Regions from separate parts of the Homo sapiens genome. Here region 2 is linked to region 1. Evidence: chromatin loops called from intact Hi-C (ENCODE). Cell type or tissue: A673. All regions are shown on one strand. Links, peaks and the distances in the headings refer to the core of each region. The heading gives the core; the rest is flanking DNA.

What was found. Hi-C counts contacts between places; a loop is a spot of excess contacts. Peaks named below come from ENCODE experiments on the same cell type or tissue, not always from the same donor. Only the 100,000 strongest peaks of a DNase experiment are listed, where the experiment ranks them.
Region 2: it touches region 1 in a loop (2.3-fold over the local background); 2 of 110 quality-filtered maps call a loop at or near these places.

What each region holds. Positions count from the first base shown.
Region 1 is chr7:108,822,915-108,827,319 of GRCh38, forward strand. All of the region lies in intron 2 of LOC107986836 (a long non-coding RNA gene), which reads left to right. Among named protein-coding and RNA genes, the nearest start is that of LINC02903, 59 kb to the right of the region's middle. RefSeq lists an enhancer at 1,792-2,991. In A673, for the core only: no CTCF peak of the experiment used is centred there; DNase peaks (open chromatin) are centred at 2,067 and 3,587; H3K4me3 peaks cover 1,179 bases; H3K27ac peaks cover 1,949 bases.
Region 2 is chr7:108,768,735-108,773,139 of GRCh38, forward strand. No RefSeq gene overlaps it. Among named protein-coding and RNA genes, the nearest start is that of LINC02903, 110 kb to the right of the region's middle. In A673, for the core only: no CTCF peak of the experiment used is centred there; DNase peaks (open chromatin) are centred at 2,427, 2,777 and 3,347; H3K27ac peaks cover 4,000 bases.

The DNA.
Region 1 (4,405 bases), core at 278-4,277:
ATATAATGGCAGGAAAATAGGGTGGAATGGGAAGCTACTAATCAATGGGCGTAAGTTTCTATTAAGCAAGATAAACAAGCTCTAGAGTTCTGCTGTACAACATTGTACCTATAGTCTACAGTAATGCATTGTACAATTAAGAATTTAAGAGGATAAATCACGTTACATTTTCTTACCACAATAAAATAAAAAGACAGAATTATTAAAGAGAAAAAACTCCACACATCCTTCCCTTGCAAAAATGAAACAGTTTATGTTTTCCTAAATGATTTTCTTTTTCTTTTTAAGACACTTTTTCTAACAGAGGGAATATGTGGATGTATGTATATATGAGTGGATGATATACTTCAAAAGAGTAGGGTTCTTGAGATAGGCAAAAGAAAAATGGCTTCTAAAGATACGGTGAAAAGCAAAGATTGTACAGTTTTCATCTGTGGGATCAATTAATTTAAGGGCAAAATTATTGCAGTGGCCTACATTATAGATGAATCTAAGGGACACTGACACCAGGGCATAAGATTTCCGTGGACCTGTAATTTCAAAGCAGGTGTGGTTTCTTGAAAAATAAAGCATCTATTAAAGGTATATATTTATCACAACTGAAATATTTTCAAGTGTTGTGTTTTAGTCTTTCACATCTGTGTCATGTCCAAGATTCAATGCTTTTAATTTCTTGAGCAGATCAACCATAAATACTATGTGAACTTGATGACATGTTAGTCAATGGCCTCTAATCTCAAATTGAAAACTGTGCTGATCTGGCATGCTGTGTAAGACATTTTCATCTCTCTGGTATTATCAAAACCCCGACATGCTTTTAAAAAATTGTTAAAATTAACTACGACACTTGCTTTAGTATACACATTGCCTTATAATTTACAATGTATTTGCCATGCTGAAAGATTGATTTCAGATAGGTCTAGCTTGTCTGGCTGCGGAGAAAAAATTGTCATTCTGTTTTATGGAATAAAGCAAGATTCCACAAGACACATTCAGTTAAAATGAAGCAAAAACCGCAATGTTTGAGAATGGTAATGCCTTGTGTTATCTAGATTTATTGATCAAAATAAAATCAGTGTTCCATTTCAAATCAGCCTGCAGCAGCATGCTCTTTTCAACAGCCACAATTTTTTGAAAAGCTTCCACTGCATCCCTCCACCTCTTTTGTGCTGAAAAAATCTTATAGAATTGCATACTACCTGGAAGATTATTGAGTTGGTTTCTACTAGAAAGTGGTCCAATGAATTAAAGACCCATAGGTAGAAAAGCTTTTGAAAGTTGCTTTCTTAGCACCTGAAATTTCAAGGACTTTCCATTCAACTCAACAGGTTATATTGGAATAATCTAATATTACTTTAAAAATTGTAGCCTTAAACACTATGTAAAATGTTCCTCCATATAGACTCTTAAAACCTTTTCTTTTGTGGGAAATTATGTAAATAAGCTGTTAATTTTTAACTTAACAAAACAGGAGAGAAAAAGAAAAGAAAATGATACCTATTCTGGTAAACTATTGCTGCAAACTACCACAAAAGAACAAGCATTTTATTTCTTTTCAAAATCATATGGGCCAGGAATTCAGGCAGAGTTTGGCTGGGTGATCTGCATGATGCTGATTGAGATTACTTAGTGGTACTCAGCTGGCAGATGGACCGGGCTGGAGGTTCCCAGATGTTTTCACTTGCATATCTGGCATATTGGTGTGGATGGTTGGAAGCCTTGTCTTACAGGGCTTTCACCTTTTAATGAGAGTAGTTGCAAAGAACTTACAATTATCTTTAACACAGCAAACACAGTGTCAGTATGGATCCTTCAAGAAGCCAAGATGGGGATTAGATATGCAAGAGACTTATTGAGGGGAAACACCTGTGAAAAATAAAGAAGGTGGAAGCAGGATAAGTCTTCAGACCACAATCTAGGTCTGACATCTAAAAAAGAAAAGAGAGAAAGAATTGAGTAGGAAAATACTCAAACTTCAATGCAATTCTGGCTATGTCTCAGCTCTGAGCCAAAGTTTCCCATGACGGGGCTTCCTGTGGCAGGCAGAAATGGGCTGGATCCAGCACTCCCACTGTGCTGAGTCATTGGCTGGGAGCAGACTGAGGAAAGTATTGCCTGGTGAATCCGAAGGGGCAGAAGTTGGAGCTTTCCATCAGCTATGTTTCCCACAGTAAGTTCTGCTGAATGGTAATGGAAGTGAGGCACCTCTGTGGCCACCGTATTTACCCAGGTAAGCAATGCATAAATAAGACTGGGAAGACAAGGTATGGCAATAAGATGAGTAATTAGGTTTATTATAAATAAGTAAACAGCAATGTCTGAACTATTTCATATAGATGAGTAATGAAGAAGAACCATTGTCTTGATCAGCAGGGCTTGAGGGAGTCTGAGGAGTCACACTTGCTTCCTCCTTGCTGCCCAAAGAGAAAACAGCTGTAGTCTGGCTGCAGGCACTCAGTTCTTTGGCCAGGTTTATCTTCCAGGCCATTTCTGATTTATTGCATAGCATTCTTGTCTTTGTCTTTCCACAGGTCACTGGCCTGGGCAGCAGCTGGGTGTGGGCTGAGAGCTTTGTTGGGATGCTTGGGGAATAGTGCTGTCATTGCTCTACAGAAATGTAAGAAAAATAATGCTGAATGCAGACCATAATACCATGCTAGGAACCATTATGCAAAATCACCCAGGCCAAAGCAATTCTATTTGACTTATAAATTATGCCTAGAAGAAAGGCGAAAATAAAATTTCTAGGAGCTAGAATGTTAATTTTCTGCTTTGGCTCTTCAACTGGAACTGTCCAAATGACTTCCAGGACTGGAACTGCTTTTATTTTCTGCCTTTGAGTGCTTTTACATTTCTTCTCCAAGCAAGTCAGCACTGACTAAAGTGAATTATCCTTTGTTGTCTTCAGTAGTGACAGACCCTTCTGCCTAAGATCATGAAGAGGAGACAAATAGGAATTTGTCTTTGGTTCTTGTCCTGGAATGGAAAGCGATTTCTGTCAATTCTTGAGAGCAGAAGTTATTGGATTCATTTGGATGGTTTATTAAAAAAGCAGGCACCAGGGCTCCAGCCCTAGAGATTCTGGCTCTGCAGGTGTGGGATAGGGCCTGAAGCTTCTTTCCGTAATTTTAGAAAGTTTCACTGCTAAGTCTGGTGCACACTGAAGTTTGAGAATTATTGCTGTCAAACCTACGTAAGAGAGAGGAAGCAGTTATAAGAATAATTCTCCATATCTGGTTAATCCACATTGCATTATTATATGTTAACTATGGACATAACGTATTTTCAAATAGTTCTTTTCAACAAATACATCATGAACACCTACTTTGTATTAGGATCTCTTCTTGGAGATGGAGACACTGAAAAAGAATCAGACAATCTCTCCTCAGGCAGCTCACAGTTTGGTGGAGGAAATAAGAAAATATACATTATAGTGACAAATGTATCATAAATAGAAAAATATCTATAGAATAAAAGTATATAGAAGCAGTTGATACATTCTGAGGTCACAAATGGAGACTTTACAGAGGAAGTGATATACAAGCTGGATTCTGAAGGATGCATTGACGTGTACTAATTGGATTATGGCAGGGAAAGTAATCTAGAAAGATGTACTGGTTTGTGCATAGGCACAGAGTCGTGCTTGAGTAACTGCAAGTAGTTTACTTTTGGTGGAGCATAAGATATAAGGGAAAGAGATGTAAGAGATGAGTCTGAAGAGATAATGAAGAAGCAGATTATGAAATGTCCTTATGTTCCATGCAAAATATCTTGGATTTGTGTCCATTATGTCAGTAGTTTTTGAAGCTTTACTGGGTCAAGGACTTTTCAGAAGTAATCTATCAGAATGTTTCACATACTTATTCAAAAATTTGTTTCACAAAAAATGTTTCACATACATATTCAAAAAATTTTGCATCTCATTTCAGGGAAGTCATGGTTATGGAGCCCCTCTTTTAGACAATCCATAAACAGAATCACATGGTCAGTTTGTGTTTCAGATTAATAGCCCTTGTTGTCATCAGGTCAGCAAGTTGGACTTATGAGGAAAGGCCACGCTAGAGACAGGGAGTTGAGTTAGGAGGAACTGGCCATAGAAATGAAATGGAGAGTCACCATGATCAGATTTCAGGATTGCTTGTATAGGAAAAGGAAGGAGTTGAAGACCCTGCCCAGGTTTCTGACTAGGCTTTTTATTATACAGGAGTGTTATAAAATGGAATAGGAAGCATAAGAAGAATTCTCATGGCAAAAGCAGTGTATATAAATTTGATATGGAGTAGATGTTTTGGAAAGAGTTGTATCCATGGGTCTCTTGCTTAGGGGAGAGATCAGTGTAGCACATACAGCTGGTACCCCACTACATCTGTACCATATCCATTCTTCCTTGCTGGTGGAGCTCTGA
Region 2 (4,405 bases), core at 310-4,309, 54 kb before region 1:
CTCAACAACAGCAGGACTTCCTCTTAAGTTTTGCCTCCCTATTCTTTATTTCTTTGTCTAAATAAACTCCAAGTTATTTGAGGCAGGAGCCTTGTTTTCACTGTGATGTTTTGTGAAATCCCATACGCACACATGACATTTTGTAGATAATAAAGCCAGCAATGATTATAGGCTGTTGGTAATCTTCTGTTGATATCCCTGCTGGTAACAATACACAAAGATATCACTTGACATTCTATTGAGTTAACAGTAACTATTGTGTTGATTTTTACTGCTGTTAAGAGCAGGAAAAGTATTGATTTTAATCAGAAGAAACAGGGAGAAATTGCTTCGACATGTGTTTTTTACTTGATCTTTGAGAATGTCATGAAATAATGAAAAGAATAAATAATAATCTATGTAGGGTTCTTTCAAAAGGGCTGAAAGGTTGTTTGAAAATAGTGACCCAAGGATAGAAATTTAGTTTTGGAAATGAAATGTTTAATCAGCCATCTTAGAGCAACCTTTTGCATGACTATTAAAGGCTTTTCATTGGAAAATTAATGTGATTTTAGTCAAACTGTGATTGAATATTTAAAAAATCCCTGGTTTAATTTGTTCATCATTTTAACATATATATATATTCATTCATTCAACAAATATATAATGAGCACCTATGATATAGCTGGTGTTGTCCTAAGTCCTGGGGGTGCAGCAGTGAGCAAAGCAGATGAAGTCCTTGCTGTAATATAACTTGCATTATTGTGGATAAAATAGACAATAAAAGTATAATATGTTCAATGGCAATAAGTATTATGGAGAAAAAAATGGATCAGGGTGATGGGGGATGGAAACTGCCAGTGTACATGAATTGTTAGTAGCCATTTTATGTAGAAGCCTTTCTTGGAGACCTAAGGAAGTGGAAAACAAGCAAATGTTGTTATTTGCCAAAAGAGTGCTCATAGCAGGAGAAAGAGCCGCTGTCCTGAGGCAAAAGTGTGCCTAAGAGACAGCAAGGAGTCCTGTGTGATTGGGAGAGTAGCTGACGTCAGCAAGGAAGTGGGAGGATTCAGACCTTATAGGGCCTTGGAGGCCATAATAAGACATTGGCTTTTGCTCTGATTGAAATGGGAAGGCAGTGAAGGCCACAAGCAGAAAAAGTGACCTGATGTTATTTTCCTTAAAAAGGATTAGTTTGGGTGCTATCAGAATAACTGGAATGGGGCCAAAGTGGAAGTAAACACTGTGGTGGCTAGTTCAAATCTAGGCAATGGGCAAGAGTGATTTGGATCAGGATGATAGCAATAGAGGGTGTGACGAGTGATTAGATTTTTATCATATTTTGGAGATAGAGGTGACATAATTTTTTGATGGAATAGATGATGGGCATGAGATAAAAGCTAGTGGCCAAAGATGATTTTAAGGTTTTGGGCCTGAGCAACTAAGATGGGCAATGCTGGAGTAAAGATTTGGTAGGGGAACTCGGCAGGTCACTTTGGGATATGTCAAGTTTGGACACTGGAGAGATGAGTGTTTACTTCCAAGGGAAAGGTCATGGCTGGACCTGAACATTTGGGAATCATCAGCATAAAATTGGTATTTAGAGCCATCAAAGTCAGGAACTAGAAGAGATCACTTAGGGAGTAAGTTTAGATGGGAAGTTCTGAGAGCTGAGGCCTGGTATGTTTCAAGGGTTAGAGATTGGAGGAATCATCAGTGAAGACTGAAGAGGAATGAGATGCTGAGATACAAGGAGAAGCAAAAGATAGTGGTGTTCAGAGGCCAAGTGAAGTAATTGTTCAAGGAGGGAGGGGCACAGAGGCAAAAACTCTTTATAGGTCTAATGAAAGGAAGATGGAGTTGGCAATGGGGGGTTATTATTGACAATTCTGTGAGTTGTTCGATAGAATGGCAGAGACAAAGCCTTTCTGGGCGGGTTCAAAGGAGAAGAAGAAGACAAAAAATAGACACAGCAAGTATAGATAACTCTTGAAGAGTTTTGCCATAAACAGGGAATGGTATTGTTGTTTCAGCCATGTTGAATGAATGGCCAGATAGCACACACACCCAGCCTGATGGGACAATGTTTATTGGAAGAAAACTCAGAGGCACAGAACCAGTATCAGAAGTGTGAACTCCCATGGCCTCATTGCATTTTAGAGCAGTGCACAGAGATCTAGCAGGCCTGAGTGTCAGACTCTAGGAGAAGGACTCTGTCATCAGCCTGGGGGGCCTTCAAGCTGCACCAGCTCCTCTCCCGATGTGATGGGATGGCTGGGATACTTGGACTCCTGTCTGATTCCTTTCATTCCTGCCTTGGCTGCTTGCAGGGCTGTGGTTCAAGCCTCTGACTGACCAGAATTCATTATTACAATAAGCACTAGCTCCCCAATTTCTATGGGAACTCTGTAGGACAACAAATTATTTTCTGGGAGCCCAGTCTAAGGGAGATCAGTCTTGAGAAGGTAAGGCTTTTATGACATAAGAAGCAGTAAAGCGGGTATGGGAAAGTTTTTCTGAACTCCTTCCCTCCCTCCCTCCTTTCCTTCCTTCCTTCCTTCCTTCCTTCCTTCCTTCCTTCCTTCCTTCCTTCCTTCCTTCCTTCCTTCTTTCTTCTTTGATGTGGAACATTATAGATTTTTGAATGCTAATGGGAATAATCTAGTGGAAACGAGAAAGCATTGAAAATGTGGGGGAAATAGTCATTGGAGAGATTTCTGTTGAGAAGGCAAGACGATTAAGATTTACCTAAGAGTGGAGAGCTTTGCCTCTGAGAGGAGGATGGATAGTGCATCTGTGTTTAGTGGGAAGCAGGCAGGGTTTGTAAGCACAGAAGTGCTTATGCTGTAGACAGAGATTGTGGGCATTCCCTTAGGGCTGCTTCTAATTTCTCAGTGAAATGTGAACTTGCATTGAGAGCAAGGAGAGAGTAGTTGTTGGAGTGATTATAACAGTGGGTGATTTAACAACCCTATTTTATTCAGAGAGAACAAATGTCATTAGGTATATGCCTTATTTAAAAAAAACTGCTTTTGTTCTCTTACTGAGGACTGAATTTTGTGGATTTATGATAGGCAATTTAGGTTAAATCCAGTTAGCTTTTGGTCAAATGTTTATGTCTATGGGCCATCTTTTGTAGAAAATAAATGTCACTTTTTATGGTATTCAGTGATTTGAGCCACGTTAGATGATTCTGACAACATAACAGAGAAATGAGCAAAACGTACATGTAGTTATATGAAATGTGGGTAGAAGAATCTGTACTTATTAAGCATACAAATATGTTTAAAATTCACAAACCTTCATGTGGCTGACAGTAGGCAAAAGCATGACATTTGAAATTGTGTCTTTATTGCCTTCTGAGGGCATGGGATGATTGGCACATCATAACCTACTTGTAACTGTGAGACTGAACCAGTTATTTACATAAATTTATTTTTTTCATGTTTGGGGCTTAGATAATTGGATTAAATCATAGCAAAATAAATGAGGCCTGGTATACTTATGCTTCCTTCAATGGATGAGATTAGCTATTCTGGCAAAATGCATGTATTTAAAAAAATGTCATTATATGTATGATTCTTTAAAAAGCAAGCAAAATATCCCTTTTTAAAATAAATAAAGTAACAGATAATAATTAGACTCCATGGCTTTTGATTTCCTCAGCTTTAATATGGAGGTCAAGTTAAGGTTGTACTAATTGACTTCTATAGACCCTTCCAATTATAACATTTTATGATCTCTAAAAGTAGTTTCAGTGGGTGAGCTATCTGTAGTTGAGTTATTAACCTGGACGATGCCATATACTAGTTTTCCAAAATATCTTTTCCTTTTTTCCTCCAAGAAAGCATTTCCTTAGTTCTTTTTGAGATAATTATGCCTTTTTACTTCAAGTTGTTAAGGTAGCTCAAATGGAATGTGGGAGTAATTTCAAACCTCATTTTTAAATGGCAGGAGTCTTGTGGAAAAATTTTCATGGAATTTATTAAAATGCAAATTTCCAGAACCCATCTCCTAAGCTTACAATTTAATGGTTTGAGACTGGGCCTGGGAGTCTGCATTTTAGTAAGCACTCAGGTGGTTCTGAGGTGGGTGGCCAAAAAAAAAAAAAATCACACACATTAAAACCCTGTCCCTGTAATCCCAGCACTTTGGGAGGCCGAGGTGGGCGGATCACCTGAGGTTGGGAGTTCAAGACCAGCCTGACCAACATGGAGAAACCGTATCTCTACTAAAAATACAAAACTAGCTGGGCATGGTGGCACATGCCTGTAATCCTAGCTACTTGGAAGGTTGGGGCAGGAGAATCACTTGAACCTGGGAGGTGGAGGATGCAGTGAGCCAAGATCGTGCCATTGCACTCCAGCCTGGACGACAAGAGTGAAACTCTGTCTCAAACAAACAAACAAAACAAACAAAAAATCTG